Regions from separate parts of the Homo sapiens genome. Here region 2 is linked to region 1. A link is a loop called in an ENCODE intact Hi-C map of the cell type or tissue named here. Cell type or tissue: endothelial cell of umbilical vein. All regions are shown on one strand. Each heading gives the region's core, and the rest is flanking DNA. Links, peaks and the distances in the headings are about the cores only. Region 1 overlaps CC2D2B (coiled-coil and C2 domain containing 2B). Region 2 holds the start of ENTPD1-AS1 (ENTPD1 antisense RNA 1).

Region 1 (9,409 bases), core at 770-8,769:
ATTCTTCCATATTTGTTTTAGACTTTTAAAAAATAAGTAAGATACTACAGACAGACTTGAAGTACTCTGTATACTGCTCCTTGATCTCATTCCTTTTTTTTCTCTCCCCAAAAGTAACCTCTAATCTGAATTTGGTATTTATCATTCCCATGAATGCTTTTCTACATCACCACATATCTATGTATACATAAACCATATACAGCTTTCAAACTCCACATAAATGGTTTTGTACTGTATGTGTCATTTCATGTCTTTTTATTTTGCTCAGCATTACATTTTTTATATTCTTTCATGTAGATATGCATGACTCTTGGCCAGTGATTCTCAACCTCGGCTGCACATTGGCATCAACTGGGGAACCTTCAAAGCTCCTGGCATGTGGGTTCCACCCTCAGAGATTGTGATGTAATGCACTGACAGTCAAATTGGGAACAACTGTAAATTGGCTCAGTTCATTCATCTTTTACTGCTGTACAGAAGATTTCATTGTATAAGTACTTCACAACTCATGTACTGATTTCTAGTTGATGAACTGTTTCAAATTTTTGTTATTTCAAGCAATTCTCTAATGAATGTTGTTGTACTTGTCTCCCCGTGAATGTTCCTCTGGGGTATATACTGAGAAGTTTGAATTGGCACATCAAAGGTTGAGCATCTTCACCTTTACCAGGTATTATCAACATATTGTTTTCCAAAGCATTTACAGAAATGTGTGCTTCCACCACTTCTCTGCCTCTTTGACAACACTCAGTATGATCACACATTTTTTTTTGCCAATTTTATGCATGTGAAATAATTTTATTGTTTTAGTTGTTTATTTATCTTAGAGAAAAGGTCTTGCAGTAGGCTCCTAGGCTGGAGTGCAGTGGTGCGATCATAGCTCACTGTAACCTCAACCTCCTGGGCTCAAACAGTCCTCTCACCTAAGCGTCCTGAGTAGCTGGGACTACACTTGCGCATCATCACCATGCCCGGGTAGTTCTTTTGTTTTTATTTTTAGAGACAGGGTCTTGCTCTGCTGCCCAGGCTGGTCTCGAACTCCTGGCCTCAAGTGATCCTCATGGCTTGACCGCCCCAAGTGTTGGGATTACAGGCATAAGCCACCATGTCCAGCAATTGTTTTATTGTTTTAAATTGTATTTACTTGATTATGAGTGAGGTTTAGCATGTAAGTTACTGCTTCTATGAATTGTCTTTTGCCTAATTTTTCTATTGTTCTTTTGCTCTCTCTTATCCTTTCTCTCTCTCTCCCTCCCTCCCTCTGGGCTCCTGTCTCCTCATTTGTGGACTGTGCAATTGCTGACACCCTGCACAGCTTGGCCCTCAATCCAGAAACAGCTGTTGACATGGTATTTCTAGTGCCTTCCCAAAGTAATACTGAGTACATCACAGATCCATTAGCCAACCCATGTAGTGATTGAGTTACTTCTTGGTCTCCTGTACCCTGAGCCCCAGACAGTGAGTCTATAGCTTTCCTTCCCATCTCCTTTCAAAAACAGGGAAGTAAAGTAGCCCCACCACAGTCCCTGTCTTTAAAAAGTGATGCTTGCTCTGGTTCTCTGGCTTTCATGAAGCATTTTCAGATCTTGCTGCCATCCCTGCTCCAGCCTACTCACTGCTAGTGTTTCTGTCCTGTTTCTATTCCGTGAGACAACTATCATGGTTGGGAGTCCAGAAAGCTTTTTGTCAATTTTTCTACTTGATCCTTACCATAGATATGGCGCAGGAGGGCTAGGTCAGAGTTAGAACTTACTACACATCTTGAACATTATATGTTATGTTTTATGGTGAAAAAATTTTAAATTCTATTTTAGCATCTAAATTTGCATTTAAGATGTCACTTTCTTCTCAATTTATTTTTTCTGCAAGTAGGGGAAAGAGCCTGTGAGCTGGATGGCAGAGAAAACTAGTTTTTAAATTAATATTGCCAAATATTTCAGTAACCAACCAACTATAAAACATAATAAGAGCTGTCACAATTAGTAAAGATTAGAAGCAATGGTAACTCTCATACAGACACCCCTGGGAAAATATGATTTACCTGTATGCTTTGTATTTTTGTTCCTTGAACGTTTTTTGGAAGCAACTGCTTCCAGAAACTTTCCTTTGAATAGTCAAAAAATACAGCCATTGGTGTATTATTTTGTTGAATATTAAACCAGACCTATGAAAACATTAATATAACATTAGTGTAGGTCCATAGGAACACAAGGCCCATTGTTGGTAAGGAAGGAGCAAAATTTTACAGTCTTACTACTCAATGAAGTGGCAGAATCCCAGCGGGGTTCTGAGGCAGGAGATAAAGAGATTCTAGGGTTTCATGATCATTAGACTACCTCAACGGTTCTCATCCTTGAAGGCACTACACAATCACCTGGAGGAGCTTTAGTGATAAAAGATTGCCCCGGCCCCATGCCCTAGGGAATCTGATAGACTATCTATATTTAAAGTTCCCCAGGTGATTCTAGTGTGTAGCCAGGGTGACTCTAGAGGAGATAACTCAAGATTTTTTTTCCCCATATACTTACATTTCTATCATCAAACAAACAATCTACACTTTTTAAGGGACAAAACGGGTCAAACTGCTTATAACATTGGCCAGTTGATGGATTCCAAAGCAAATATTCATTAGTTTCTTGAGTTACTACATAAGCCACATGCCCCTGTATGAGAAAAAAGAAAGTAATTTTTGGTGGATTTAAATAATTTCTATATATGGAAATTATACTGTGATGATTCTAATTTTTAAAGCCTTTTTTAGTGGAGTGTGGTGGCTTATACCTGTAATCCCGGCTCTTTGGGAGGCTGAGGTGGGAGGATCACTTGAGCCCAGGAGTTTGAGACCAGCCTGGGCAACATAAGGAAACCCTGTATCTATCACAAAAAATTTTTTTTTTAATTTGCTGGGCACAGCGGCACACACACCTGTAGTCCCAGCTACTTGGGAGGCTAAGGTGGGAGGATCGCTTGAGCCTGAGGAGTTGAGACTGCAATAAGCTGTGATAATGCCACTGCCCTATAGCTTGGGTGACAGAGTGAGATCCTGTCTCAATAACAAACAAACAACAAAAATAAATAAAAGCCTTTTTGAGGGCTTTTACATTTTCTTTGAAATAAAAAAAAAAAAAAGAAAGAAAAAGAAAAAACAAACCAAAGCTCCAGAAATCCTCAGCCCCAGGTTAGCATGAGGATTCAGATGAAACAACTTGTGAGCCAGTGCTGTCATGTATGGTCCTGCAGAGTGTGCCCCGATGGCAACACAGCTGCTGTTTTAACAAATCAGTGCATTACAAGGGTTTCCCAACAGATAGTACTGCAGTGTTTTGAGGTAGGGCACTTTTGTCTAATTCATACAAGATGCTATATGGACTATCCCTGCTTTGGTTAGAATATATTTGGAGACTGAGGGTGAACACCAGGCAGAGATAGGAAATGGAAACTGGCTTAAGGCTCTGACAAAACCAAGTAAAGTTAAAAAGCCATTAAATTAAATTTGGGAACAAGATTTGCAATTAGAAGCTAAAGGGAAGTATGCAGGAAACCAGTCTGAGGAATAAAAAGTAGTTATTATGTTGTTATTATTTTGCTCTGAAAGATAAGACTTTTTGTAGTGTAAGCCTATCCTACCAAAGAATAAAAATTTTTAGGTAATAATAATAATGAGACTATTTAATTTATTGAGTATTTATGTGCATCAGATATTATGCTAAGAATTAACACTAACTTTGTCACTTTCATTCACTCCAAATTCTGGGAGGAAGGGTTATTATGCCCATCTTTCATATAAAGAATCAGAGGTTAAGAGCCTTGTCAAAAGAGCCTGTGAGTGGCATTACTCCTGTCTCATGAGGAGGTAACTGAGGCTCAGAGAAGTAAACAAGGCTGAGATCATACAGTTAGTGGCATTGCTGGGTTTTTTGTCTGTGTGTGTGACAGGGTCTTGCTCTGTTGCCCAGGTTGGAGTGCAGTGGTGCCATTATAGCTCACTGCAGCCTCGACCTCCCAGGCTCAAGCGATCTTCCCTCCTCAGTCTAAGTATGTGGGACCACAGGTATGTGTCAGTATGCCTGGCTTATTTATTTATTTATTTATTTATTTATAGAGGTGGGGTCTCCCTGTGTTATCCAGGCTGATCTTGAACTCCTGAGCTCAAGCAATCCTCCCTCCTCAGCCTCCCAAAGTGCTGGGATCATAGGCATGAGCCACCATGCTCAGCAATTGCTGCATTTTAAACCTGTGTCTGACTGTCCCCCAAACCCATATTATTAAAACTACGCTGTGCAGCCTGCTCTCCTCGACTTCACAGCCCTTGCTCTTGGTCACTGTGCTCATCATCTTTATAGTAAAGAGGAGGCTTTACCTTAACCCCATGGCTGAGGTGAAACTGTGCAGGGCTACCTCCTGCAGTGTTGGTCCACAGGTACTAACGCTAATAGTTGCCAAAATATTGTTGACTGTTTACTGCCATCTAGTGGCACTTACAACTACGGCAGGAGATCATATAGAGGGAATGAACTTCTATTAATAGTTAACAAGCTTGGCAATGAAATAATAAACAATGCCGAGAGGATACAGGGAAATAAATCATCATGACAAAAACCATAAGGCAAGACTGTAAATACTGACACTTAGCAAGATACTCATGGTAGGGCTAGAAACAGTTCAGAAATGATAGCTTTCTGGTGGTACAAATGTAGAAGAAGCATATAAATTAAGCTGTAAACATTTCAGATAGGGAAACATTAATTCCTGGCTCACTTCTTATAAGATTAAAACCTCAGCAATGGAGCATGAGGAGAAGTGTTTTTTTTACAGATCTTAAAATACACTTATTAGAAACATATGATGGGCTGGGCACAGTGGCTCATGCCTGTAATCCCAGCACTTTGGGAGACCAAGGCGGGTGGATCACCTGAGGTCAGGAGTCAAGACCAGCCTGGCCAACATGATGAAACCCCATCTCTACTAAAAATACAAAAAATTAGCCGGGCGTGGTGGGTGCCTGTAATCCCAGCTACTCGGGAGGTTGAGGCAGAAAAATCACTAGAACGCGGGAGGCAGAGGTTGTAGTGAGGCGAGATCACGCTATTGCCCTCCAGCCTGGGCAGCAAGAGCGAAACTCCATCTCAAAAAACAAAAATAAAAACAAAAACCATATGATGATCATGGTGGTAACGATGGATAACAGCTGCCACAACTACACTATAACTATTACTACATTACCACCACCATCACCACCACCTTTATTGAGTCCAGGTGCTGCTCTCAGTCACTTAATATGTACTAAGTAATTTAATATTCCCAGTAACCCTATGATGTAGCACTATTTTTAGTACTCTTTTACAGGGGAGAAAAGCAAAAGGAAATCAGTCTTTACATTGTAAAAATTTTGATGAACCAACATTATCCTCTTAACTAATCATTGCTTGCCCATGAAATTCCAAATTAGTTTGTGAAGAGATGGAAACCTGGGTTTGAAGTCTTCTAAACTTGCAGCTGAAATCTGATTTCCTTTTGCTTACATTATTTCAATATGAACTCCAGCACTTACTTCTAACACTGACGTTCCCAAGAGGACCAGTGCCTTCTTTCCAAAATACAGAAAGAAATTACAGAGAAGGATGGCATGCTCCTCCTTATTTCCGATAGCTAAACTGATGCAGTGCTAAGACAAAACAAAAGCAATAGGAACAAAAAAAGAAAAGTGCGGGAAAGTTGAGTAACGCAAGCATCCAACTGATGCGGAGCACCTGTACTCACTCCAGTTCCAAACACATTTATTTTTACCAAGTTGCTAAGTTGACAGCAGAGCAGACAGCTCCAGCTTTGCTAGGGCATTAGAGGAAGAGAACATTGACTTGGAGCATTGGGGCCACCTTTATTATAGAACACTTAATGTAGATATTGTATAGAGTGACCAGACAATTTATACCCAAAATGGGATGTTTTTGTTTAGGACAAATATTAAAGTGCCCTGGGCAAGCAGGGACATATGGACTGGTATTTCGAGGAACCTTATCTGATAGGGAATCATATAGTGTTTGTAGGAAGTGATCCTTTGGGCTGTGGAGCTACATTCTGTCCTGTACCAATATAGTACTGTCAACTCAAAGAAAGGAAGAAATCTGAGTTGGATGTTAATCAGGAAAAGTGACTGAAACGTCTTCAACTCAAAGAGCTGAACAGCTGAGCAGGGTGTAACAGATCAAATAGAGAGTGCCCAGTAAAGCACAGCAATATAGCAGGGGAGAAAAAGTATAGCAGAAGTAGCCAACTGGTGGTCTATGACTTAGTTCTAGTCTACAGGTGTGTTTTGTTTGGCTCCCAGAATGTCAAAAAAAGAGAGAACATTTTCTTAGAAAACTCTGGATTTCTGGATTTTGTTGAAAAAAAAAACAAAAACAAACTCTAGCAAAGACTTGGGTCCAAATGCTCAGATGGCAACAATCTGTTGCTGACTAGTGGCTACACCATTTAAATGAGGTGTATGGCCAGGCGCGGTGGCTCATGCTTGTAATCCCAGCACTTTGGGAGGCTGAGGCGGCCAGATCACGAGGTCAGGAGATTGAGACCATCCTGGCCAACATGGTGAAACCCCATCTCTGCTAAAATACAAAAAAAAAAAAAAAAAAAATTAGCTGGGCCTGGTGGTGCGTGCCTGTAATTCCAGCTACTCAGGAGGCTGAGGCAGGAGAATTGCTTGAACTAGGGAGTTAGAGGTTGCAGTGAGTCGAGATCGTGCCACTGCACTCCAGCCTGGCGACAGAGCGAGACTCCATTTAAAAAAAAAATGATGTGGCATGCACTCTCCAGTTCAATACAGTCCCTGAGAAGGGGCTGTGGGGGCCAGGGAGGTGGGGATAAGGGGTGGGGAGCTATAGAGCTCATGGCAATGACTATTTACCAATCATTATGGAAGCATTGCAATGTTTTAACAACTGATATGGCCCTATCAGTGTGCATTGGCTGAACCTGATGGTGAAGGATGGGGGTTAGGGAGGATAGTTAAGGAGGCCCTTCTGAAAGAACAGTGTGAACAGGTGAGCTAAGGGCAGAATAACAATAGTCTTCATTGTCAGGTCAAGGAGGTTCTGGATTTTATAAGAGGAGTAGGGAGAGGATGACAGTAGGGAACTAAGTTTTCCTGAGGTCCAGATGCTTTGCATGTTACTACATTTAGTCTTTTTAAAACTCCTGTATGACATAGATAAGGAAATTGAGGTCCAAAGAAGTTAACTTATCTTAGGTCGCACATCTACTAAGTCTTTGAACTAGGATTTTGAACCAAGGTTGTTTGTTTGTTTTACTCCAAAGACTGTGTGTTAGGTGAGAGAAAATAATTCTTTTCTTGTAAAACTGAATCAGTCATACACTCATGGTTTATGACACAAACATGATTTAAGCTGAAATGGAAGAAATACTCTAAATACTCTACTTAGGGTTGCCAGACTTGAAAAGAAGTTATAGGATGCCCAGTTAGATTTGAATTTCAGATAAACAACAAATAATTTATTACTAAAAGTTTGTCCTGAATATTGCATGGGGCCTGTATTTTATTTGGCAATCAGACTAAAGAGGACTTTAATCTAAGTGCTAAGGAAGAGCACTGTTCTACGAGCTCTTCACTCAGATGGGGGTGATGGGGGAAAGCTTTTGGGAAGTGACAGTGCTTGCACAAGACTTCAGGGTCTGACCAACTCCATAGTGACAAGTCACACTGCTCTCTGGAGAATGGCATAATATTATACTCCTGGAATTCCCGTTGAGTCAAAATATTCATGAGCTACCACTTAGAATGTTGAAAAGATTTTTGGTATTCATGAATTATTTCCATAGATTGTTATGGAACTGAAGATGATGTATAAAATTATCAAATACTTTTAAATTTCACAAGGCAAAGTAATACATAAATACATAATATTTTTAAAAGGTTTCCTTAAAAGAAATACTATATATTTCAATTATATATATAAAATGTAATTTATTACCTCTGATGTCATCCATATATCAGAGCCATCATTTTCATCTGGTGTATTAGGCACAAAAGGAATCAAAGATACAAATCGAGCAATGAGGTCCTAGAATAATATTCACATTTATTGAGTGTGTGCTGTATGTCCATCACTTAGCACAATGCTTTACATGCACTCTCTCATTTAGCATATAATCTAAGCCTATAAAAGTAGACACTATTATTATTCTAGTATTACAGAAGAGGAAATAAGCTTGGAGTAATAAAATAACTTGCCCTGGGTTCCATGGCTAATACAATATGTGAAGTCTCTGGGAAACTGAGCCCAAGTTGGGCTGACTGCACAGGGTGCATGTAACCATTATATTTTATTTATATTTATTTATTTAGTAATTATTTAATTTATTACTAAAATTTTAAATATTACAATAATATGTTTCCACATTAAACATGTACTTTAAAGTACAACTGTTAAAAAATTTTAAGATATTGAAGAATAGCAAAGGTTTTTTTTTTTTTGGTTCAAAATCTATCACAATTATTTTTGTGAATATAACTTTATTATAAGCTGCTGCAGCAGGGAGATATTAGGGTAGTACAATGTGCTTTGTCAAACAATAGAAGTTATACTATGGATTTTTCCCCTATAGTGCTGGAGACAAAGACTCAGACTAATCTAGGAAAGGAGAAAGGGGTGCAAATAAACAATGTGTTAACGTAGAAAGTTCATGAACTGATGTTGAATAGCTGCCATTTATGTGCCATTATGACCTTCTACACTGGTGACTTCATGCAATTAATGAACAAGACTCACAATCCTTGACAAGCAAAGGAGCTCAGATTTGTACATAGTTTTTAAAAGATAAAGATAGCCTTTGAAATAGATCTGAGAGCACTATTACCTCCTTGGATATTGGGTGTCAGGACACACAGGCAGAAAGAAACCCATGATGGAAAAGCGGTGTAGCAATAGGCAATCTAAATTAGAACTTTTGATTTTAGCTTAAAGAGTCCAGCTAAGGGAGCTTTATGACTCACAAACAGTACAAATATTTTGAGGACAGACAACTCACTAGATTGAACCCAAATACACAAAAGGTAAAAGTGATTCTTCACAGATGCCCTTTAATCACAATGAAGATGTTAAAAATAATAATAACTTACAAATGTTGCATTAGAATTGTGAAGAAATATATCCAGAAGTTGCTGAGGTGGATTTAATGCCTTGATATATCTTGTGACTAAGAACTGTATCCCTTCATCATTAAAAACAGTAGTTACGATTCTTCGGTTGGGAAACATTGCCTTACAATTCTTTTTAAAAATCTGTGCTCTCTGCAAGACCTCTGTTTGATCTAAAAACTACAATAAAATGTAAAGTATTTCAGAATTGTACTGTATTGTTCTCACAAGAAAATATCAAGAACCAATGTTTAT
Region 2 (9,409 bases), core at 760-8,759, 74 kb before region 1:
AGGAGGTTGCAGGGAGCCAAGATCATGCCACTGCACTCCAGCCTGGGTGACAGAGTGAGACTCTGTCCCAAAAAAAAAAAAAAAAAAAAGAGGACTTATTCGCTCACATAATAATCAAACCTCAGATAGGAGAGGGATAGAGCAAATCTTAGGGACAACCAGAATAACAATGGGATTCTCTCTCTTTCTGATCTATTATTTTTTCCCTGCATATATTTATTTATTTAAAATATAGGAGATATGCATTCAGATACAAACATGTTTCTGAAGGTGGGAAATTGGTGCAGTCACATTGGAAAATAGTCTAGTAGTTTCTGAAACGGTTAAACATACCTTTACCACAAGACCCAGTAATTTTACTCCTAGGAATATACCCAAGAGAAATGAAAACATATGTCCACAAAAAAATGTGTACATGAATATTTATAGAAGCATTATTCACAATAGCTAAAAGGAAGAAACAACCCAAATGTCCATCAACTGATGAATGAATAAACACCCGGTGGTATATCCATTAATGGAATATCTGGCCACAGAAAGAAATGGAGTACTGATACATGCTACAGTATGGATGAATCTTGAAAACATTATGCTAAGTGAAAGAAGCTAGACCCAAAAGACCCAAATTATTGTATGATTCCACTTACATGAAAAGTCCAAAGTAGGCAAATCTATACAGACAGAAAGATTATGGGTAGCAGATATGGGGGATTGGAGAGATACCTAAAGGTCGTGGGGTTTTTCAGGACAATGGAAATGTTTTAGACTTGATTGTGGTGATAGATGCATAATTCTGTGAATGCTAATAGCCACTGAATTTTACACTTTAAGTGGGCAAATTGTATAATGTGAATTATGTCAATAAAATCATTTAAAAGAACATGTAGACATGGACGACAGGTAAAATGAGCATGGCTGTGTTCCAATAACATTTTATTTATAAAAACAGGCAACTCACCAATTGGCCATCATTTTCTGACCCTTGTTATAGAGTAATAAAAACTAATTTTTTAGCTGGGCACTGGCTTACCAGAAAATAAAATACCACCTTTTCCACATGTCTTGCAGAGGATTGTGTGTAACATTTGGGAACTATCCTGAAATGAAACAATTGTGCTTTTCTTTGAATCCCCTAGTCTTTCCTGTTCACTGGAATGGCTACAGCTCTAACAGCCATCTTAGATCATGAAATTACCTTGGAAAATGGACACCACAGATAGTGGAGCAACAAGATAGGAGGAGCCTGGAATCCTCACCCCATGAATAACTGTACGAACTCTAAATTGATTTCATCTAGATGTCTTAAAAGAAAAAAAAATTAATTTATGTCATGTTTAAATAAACTTATTTTGAAAATTTCTATTACTTCCTCATAGCTGAACATAATTCCAACTATTATACCCCTTAAGGAATTAAAAAAACAGCTATACCTCCTGGAAGGATCAAGTGGATGCTAAAGGAAGCTCAAATCTATGTCTGTCTTTTTTTTGTTTTGTTTTGTTTAACAGCAATTCATTCTTAATATACTGGCCTTTTAAGCTGGAGTCTTACAACTACTTGAGTTCATATTTGTAAAAAAGATGTAAGAGGATATATTCTCTGATTAGCCAATCCTGTGTTAACTTTAAAAAAAATCAAATTTCATAAATAGAAGCAGTAACATATCCCTTATCAGAATAGTTCCACTGTTTACTAAGTCCCTGTAGCTAAGTACAAGCCCCAGGGCTTAGCCCAAGTCCTGATCACTATGTACACAGAGTCTGTTGTGGGTTTCCTCATGAGTTCAGTAGTGTGAACATTAGCGTGTGACATCCTCTGCTCTGCAGAACACAAAAATAACAGGGTCCTCTGGGTATCCAACTTTCCTTGACAAGATTAAAGTAATGTCTAAAGAGCTCTAAAAGTGTCACAAACGATCTATAGACATCATATTTACATTTGTTCATAAAGATACAGGGCTGCAAAGTCACCATAGCATAACTTCTCCTTAAGAGTGTGAGACATAAACACAGACCTAATGTTCTCATGACCGCCCCTACCCAAAAAAGGTATCTCTGTGTTGCAGAGTCACACTCTGTGATGGATTGAACGTTTGTGTGCCCGTCAAATTCATATGGTAAAGCCCTAACCCCCGCTGTGGCTATATCTGGAGATGGGGCCTCTAAGGAAGTAATTAAGATGAAATGAGGTCATAAGGGTGGGTCCCTGATCTGACAGAATTAGTGTCTTATAAGAAGATACACCAGAAAGTTCTCTCTCTTTCTCTTCCACGCCTCTTCATCTCGAGTATGTACCGAGGAAAGGCCATATGAGGATATTGTGAGAAGGCAGCCAGCTGCAACCCAGGAAGAATGCCCCTCACCAGAAAGCAAATTGGTCAAAACCCTGGTTTTGAACTTTGAGCTTCCAGGACAGTGAGAAAATAAATCTCTGTGTGTAAGCCACTCAGTCTATGGTATTTTGGCTGTGTCAACAGACTAATACACACTCCAAAAAAAGAGTGTGTAGAAATTTTTGTTTCAGCGTCATTTTCAAATTGTCCTCTGCTAAAATCTACTTTAATCCCGGCATGGTCATAAGCTGGTTTTACACTCTAGACCTGCTTGAAACTTAAACTTGGCTCACTCTCACGGGTGATTTTTAGGTTCGTTGGATGCTGCAACTCCTATGACACACAGAATGATCAAACATGGATTCCTGGGACTTGGGACTTTTGGTACTAAAGCAGGGAAAGTCCAAGGGCACTGGACAAGTTGGTCACTCTAGATAGGCAATACATTCTGTTCCTCCAGCTATTGCTCCATCTACAGCTATGGCTTCTCTAACAATCCATACCATACAGATTCTCTCCATACACAAGAGTCAAAAAGGTCTCAGGCCAACTTTCTCTTTTTTTCACGTGGCCCACATCTGCTGCACGAGAAACACTCAGGCATCATTTGCCTTGACAAACTACGGCAGTGACTACAGATCCCAACATAGCAACTTTCCTTCACTCCTATGCCAAAATTCTCACTGGCCCATCTCTCCTACCCCTGGGATTTCCCAGATGTGAGTCACGATACTACTGTACCTCTCAAAACCCAGGAAATGCATGTCAAGTTCTCTGAGTATTGCTATTGAAGCCCCCTTCACTAGACTTGAAGGTGACTGGGGAAGCATATAACAATGGCTCTCCCCAAAACTTCTCCTCATAAACTCATCTCTTTCAACATCTTCTTTTAACCCATGAAACTGGTGAAAGGTTCCAATAGCGGCAAAACCAGTTCTTGGACTGTGGCTGCCAATACAGGGAGCAAAACTGATCAAGGGCTCTAGATGCTTGCTGCACTCTGAATTCCCTGGCCACATTTTCACCCATGGGCTGCTCCAGCCGGTGACTGAGAGCAGCACAGATAATAAGGCAGGCTGGCTCCTGAAAGAAGGACTCCTCTGACAGGTGATTTTGGCTTGAGGATTTCCAATAGCCTTTCTAAATCTTGCTTAGACTGTTTGGCAGTCCAGGAAACTTCCACCACCCTTCCCTCTCTCTCTGCTTTACTCAATTTCAGACTTGCAGCCTCTCCCAGTCTTGCTTGGCTCCCGCCCATTCTCTCTCACAGGTGTTTCCTCTAATAAAATTGTTGCACATTTAATCCCATCATAACAACTTCTCATCAGAGCCAGACTAATGTAAAGACATTTCTTTGGAAAACATGCATCTTGTCAGCACCTCACTTTGGCGTTTCATAGTTGTTGCTTTATAATGCTGCAGGCAAAACTTCCAGTTTATAGTTATACTACTAACCACAGGATGAATGAATGACATGGTAAGATAAAAAAACAGGAAAAATGATGGGATTTTACTTTACATTTCTTGTTGTTCAACCCCTCCATTTTTGTTAAAATATATGTCTAATTTGAATGCGCATCAAGATGAATTTTTAGTAAGACTTATCACTGTGGGTGCTGAGTATGTGAGCAGGAACATCATAGATGCTAATTTACCTTTTAGTAGGCAACCAGGCCTGTGCCAGGACTTGGATAAGAAGGCTGTTACATGCTACCCTGGAGTTCCAAAGTAACCCCAATATCACCATCTGTCTTTGTTCCTCCACATTTTCTTCTTCCCGTGATCCCTTCTCATTTTTCCTTTCTATCTTCTTTTACTTGTTTTGTCACTGCTTTAGAAGTCACTAATAAGCAATAGTGGGAAGTAGAGTATGTGAATAAAGAATGAAGCTTTCTTTGGCAGTCTGAAATAAATTGCTTAAAACTGTACCCCAAAGCAGCCAGAATAAAAATAGCTTTTTATATTTGTTCTCCACCATTTCAAGTATCCAAACGCCCCACATGACTTGACCCCTGCAACTTTGTTTTAGGGAAGACTTTTGGTGGTAGCATACTCTCATACGAAAGTGTGTGAAAAACATCAATTTGCTTTTTTACTTTTCCTGTGAGGATTATAGAACCAAAACAAAATATCGAAAATTTTGAGAATACACTGACTCACAAAAATCCAATGCTTTTCTAGTCAAACAGGATTTCTCTACGTGATTTGTATCAAGGACGGTCATTTATCAAAATGTGACAACATGCCTTTGCCGTCATTATAACAGCAGGCAATTAAAAATGTTTTTACCATAGCCAGTTTGCTTATTTTTCTATTTTAAAAGGGTTTTATAGCAGATATGCAAAAGAGAAAGCAGAGAGAAAAAAATAAAATCACTCTCTATTCAAACACTATCACTGTTAATTTTGATGTATTTCTTGTGTTTTTCTAGGCATAATTTGTTTTTACAAAAACATAGCCTTAGTGGCTAGTCCCACTTTATTATGTGAGTACTGGTCAATGCAGAAAGAAGACTAAACAAACTACAGATTGGTTTTCAGTCATATTCTAAAGAAACAGAAGCCAAACAAACACTTGGTCTGGTGGAAAGTCCAAGATTATGGTCCTTGGCCCTCTGTTAAGGCCAGCTAGAGTATCTGGTGATGGTGAGAGGCCTCCAACTGTCTTAGTCCTGGATTTAAAAGGGCCTAAACGGAGCTAAAATGTTCCCCAGAGCCTAGCAATCATTGACAGTTTCCTCAGGTAACCAGCGCTGCAGACGGAGAATGCTGCAAAGGCAAGGTGTCAGAAACCAATTGAAATCCGAGGTTCAGCCAAGGGGACCCAGGCACACACGTGGGCCTTGTGTTCACCATAAAGAGCATACTGGCTACAAGTTGGCCCCTCTCTGGGCAACAGAGTGCCTAACTTAAAGGGGCTTACGAGGATGCCATGCGCCAACAGCTCTGGTTTTACAAAATGGAGTCACCAGGGAGAACGCGGTGTCTGGGTTAGACCACGTTCACCAAGTACCAGCTATACGATCTCGGACAAATTTACTTGCCCTCTCTTAACCTTAGTTTCCCCATATATAAAATGTAAGTGATACATTTCTGACTGCTGGGATTGTAAGGAAGGGATTAAATGGCTTGCCAATGAGGTGTTCAGCACAATGCCTGCCTAACACGTAAAACGTGTTGGGGTTGGTTGGTTGTAAGACCCACAACCTCTCTCCCCACTCTACCCCCGCCCCGCCACCAGCAGCCCAGCTGCAGCCGCTTCCGGGAACCACTTCGCTTCGGTCTCCCACTGCCGAACGCGGATCCCTCCGCGTTGCGTCACTTCCGGGAGACTCTGGCCGCGGCGATTCAATATATCCGGAAGCAACTGTCATGGCTGCTGTCAGTGAGGGCCCGTAATGGAGATCGAGTCAAGGGTTGCCCAGGGACACTTAAGAGCCTTCGGCTTCAAGGAGGCCTCTCAAAGGACAAAGGATGAGACTGCCTGGCGGCAGAGTGCCCCCCACAATCGTAGGAACTGTGTCGCCGCGCTTCCCGTTAACTTGCCGCTAAGTTTTTCTAGAAAAGTCGCCCTTCTTGCCAGGGTGGGACCTCACTTCTGACCTAGCCCTTCTTTGTGTACCAAGTTTTTGTTTCCGTCATTTCCCGCAGCCCGGGAGCTCGGCGGGCGATACTGTGGTAGCCTGGGAGGAAGGGGCGGGCCGGATGCTGGAACCGAGAGAGGTGGGGCTCGTCGAGGAGTCACGGGCGGCCGAGGCTGGAGTCTCCTAAATGCAACCTTGAGCTGTTCCACCCTTTGGTGCTTGGTCTGTTAGCTCGAGGTGCTCCTCACCGTGGAGGCGTTTAGAGCTGGTCATAAGGCTCTTACCTGCTGACCCAACCACCCTCAACCACAGCTTGCCCTGCTCCAGATAGACTTTGATCCTAGAAAATATCTAAGATGGGTGTAGTGCAGTATGTTATTGTTTTAAGTCTCAAACATAAGCAAACTATTATTAAAAGTTTTAGAATTAATAGGCAGAGTTCACATATTGGGTCGTGTTATTGTTTTAAGGTTTAAATTTAGATAACATGTTAGTACTTGTTGAGATTTTAACAAAAGCATTAAAAAAATGAGAAAATAGATTAATCTTTAGAATATTTTAAGTTTGCTACTGCGCAGTGGTAACATGAAGACACCTCATAATAAGTCTTTGATTACCAGAAGCTTCTGAAAGTAAAATTATGGGTATATTAATGTGAGTTTTCCTCTCTGCAGGGTGTCCTATAGACTTTGTCATGGAGTGAAACAGAAACAAATGTGAGTTAATCATTAACATTTCCTAGTGGTTAAAATTACTTTTTAAGCGCTTAACTGTGTATTTTTTAGATTGAAGATTTCAAATGAAATTTTGATTTGACTGAAATATTTAATATGTGATGAGTTGATATTAAAATACAGAAGATTACTATTTTTATAGAAACAATAATGTAGAAACTAATATTTGAAGCAGGTTTACTCCACATACTGTGTTATAATTTAAATTTTCACTTAAACTCTCAAAATCAGAAGAGCTGACCTAGTAAGGCTTAAACCTCTAAAACTTGTGGTTTTAACAAGGCTTAATATACGTAGTTATAATAGTTTTTAAAAAAATTGTTATCAAGTTCCTCAGGTGATTCTGATATAGTATTTTAAAGAAAGCAAAGAGAAATGATCTGTTTATACATTTTAAATATTTTGTTCCTTATTTATGTATTGAGACTGTGCTTATAAATGCATTCACACGCATTGAAGTACATAATTTGATCGTCATGCCAGCCTGGAATCTTGCTTTTTGTATGGTTTCTTGCAGGTAGGTCTATTGGGTTCTTGGCATAGTACCTGGACAAAACATTGTTAAGGTGGAAATTTTCATTGTATTTATCACTTCAAACACTTGACCAGTTTATTTAGTTTTCAAGCGCTTTAGACAACTATATGTGGGCTTGACTTAGTGTATAATAAATGTAAAGTTTGATCTCAAGTAGTTGACATTTATGGAGTATTTACCATATGCCAATCTTTGTGATAATTGCTAGACATATTTTATTTAATGCTTACAGCAGTACTGTGAGTTAGGTTTGTTAAATCCCTGTTTTAATAGATGGAGAAACTGAGGCAAGGACGGATTAAGTTACAAATCCGTCTTTGTAACTTAGAGCCATCTTCTTACCTACTTGTTTTGTATGACACCCTTTTCCTCCATATAACTGAACACTGGTAGAAGAGTGAATGACTGTAGAAAACAGACCTGGACTCTATTCTACCTGTCCAGCTTTGTAAACTAGGGCAAGTTGTGTGACCACTCTGAATTTCATTTTCCTCACCTATAATAAATGAAAACTTTGAACTATTATGTTTTATTGAATCTTGAATCATCAGAAATCCTTAAGGCTGGGTGTGGTGCTTCACGCCTGTAATCCCACCACTTTGGGAGGCCCAGATGGGAGGATTGCTTGAGGCCAGGAGTTTGAGACCAGCCTGGTCAGTCAGCATAGCGATATCCCATCTCTACCACAAAAAAAAAAAAAAAAATTCCTTAAAATGGTGCCTTTACCATCAAACCTGGGATTTTCTTCCAAGCCCCTAGTGCTCATTCTGAGTTTTGAAGTTTTGATGCACGGCAGTGCCAACTCCATCTCCATTGCCGTCTAGTCTGATTACATTGTAAGATGTGACTGATTTCAGAGATGTCAAAATGTAAAATAATGTGCATCTTGGAACTAATGAGCTCTTTTTCAACCCTGACTCTGTAACATCTGTGACTTTTTAACATTTTATTGCAGGATTAAGTATTTTTGAATGTAAATGATTCAAGATAACACATAGACTTCGTTTGATGACATCTGCAAAATAAATTTTTAAAAAATTTGGGCTTCATGATAATGGAAAAGTAGAAACTATGTTTGTCTTTATCACCTGTGAATCCCCCATATTGAGAACATGCCTGGCACATAGTGAGTGTTCAGTAATCATTTACTCAATGAAGTAAACAAGTCTTCATTTCTTTTTTCTTTGTTTGAGACAATCTCACTCTGTTGCTCATGCTGGAGTGCAGTGACGCTATCTTGGCTCACTGCAACCTCTGCCTCCAAGGCTCAAGTGATCCTCCCGCCTCAGCCTCCCAAGTAGCTAGGACTACAGGCACACACCACCGCACCAGTTAATTTTTGAATTTTTTTGTAGAGACAGGGTCTTACCATATTTCCCAGGCTGGTCTTGAACTTCTGGGCTCAAGCCATCTGCCTGCCTCAGCTTCCAAAGTTCTAGGATTACAGGCATCAGCCACTGTGCCCTGCCACGTCTTCATTTCATATTACAAATACAATATTAAAAAATTGTGTTTGACTTGAATTAGACATAAAATACACAGTCATGCATCGCTTAATGACAGGGATACATTCTGAGAAATGTGTTGGGTGATTTTGTTATTGTGCGTGTACTTACATAAATCTACATGGTATGGGCTACTACATATCTGTATGGTATGGCGTATTGCTCCTAGGTTACAAACCTGTATAGCATGTTACTGTACTGGATACCATAGGTGGTTGTAACACAATGGTATTTGCATATGTAAACATGTCTAGACATAGAAAAGGTACAGTAAAAATATTATAACTTTATGGGACCGTCAGTGAAATGTCATTATGTAGCACATGACTGCAATAGTATTAATAGTGTAAAACTATTTTGCACTGAAATTTTTTGCATTCAGAAGTTCACTGTTGTAAACTGTCTTTCTTTCCAAATATCTTTTCTTCTGCTGATTATTGCTGATTGTCATCAAGTATGGGGTATATTTTGTTCCTCGAAGAGTTATAGTAAAAATTGAAATGCTGGCTTATAGACTTTCCAACAAAGAATCTGATTTATTTTTAAAGTGGCCAAAGTATAGGAACATTATTTAATTTTTAGAAATCTTGATTGTAAAAAAAGTTTTAAAAATGTGATTTGATAGCTTATTTAATTTTTGTGAGTATTCTGGAGGTGATTAGGCATACTATCTTTCCTAGTATACAAATAATATTGAATATTTCTGAGTTATGAACAATA

The links. Hi-C counts contacts between places; a loop is a spot of excess contacts. Peaks named below come from ENCODE experiments on the same cell type or tissue, not always from the same donor. Only the 100,000 strongest peaks of a DNase experiment are listed, where the experiment ranks them.
Region 2: it touches region 1 in a loop (6-fold over the local background); 4 of 110 quality-filtered maps call a loop at or near these places.

The regions. Positions count from the first base shown.
Region 1 is chr10:96,012,457-96,021,865 of GRCh38, reverse strand. It overlaps CC2D2B (coiled-coil and C2 domain containing 2B), which reads right to left. Exons shown (of 35, transcript NM_001349008.3): 28 at 9,137-9,334; 29 at 7,989-8,078; 30 at 5,552-5,665; 31 at 2,529-2,663; 32 at 2,042-2,164. The region is part of intron 2 of ENTPD1-AS1 (ENTPD1 antisense RNA 1); the gene reads left to right. Among named protein-coding and RNA genes, the nearest start is that of CCNJ, 26 kb to the left of the region's middle. In endothelial cell of umbilical vein, for the core only: CTCF peaks have their summits at 4,284 and 4,483 (motif pointing left); a DNase peak (open chromatin) is centred at 4,485; H3K27me3 peaks cover 706 bases.
Region 2 is chr10:96,086,488-96,095,896 of GRCh38, reverse strand. It overlaps ENTPD1-AS1 (ENTPD1 antisense RNA 1), which reads left to right and starts at 5,662. Exons shown (of 6, transcript NR_038444.1): 1 at 5,662-5,915; 2 at 6,590-6,631. RefSeq lists enhancers at 5,513-5,562, 5,573-5,942. In endothelial cell of umbilical vein, for the core only: no CTCF peak of the experiment used is centred there; DNase peaks (open chromatin) are centred at 3,626, 5,656 and 5,956; H3K4me3 peaks cover 998 bases; H3K27ac peaks cover 1,125 bases; H3K27me3 peaks cover 1,910 bases.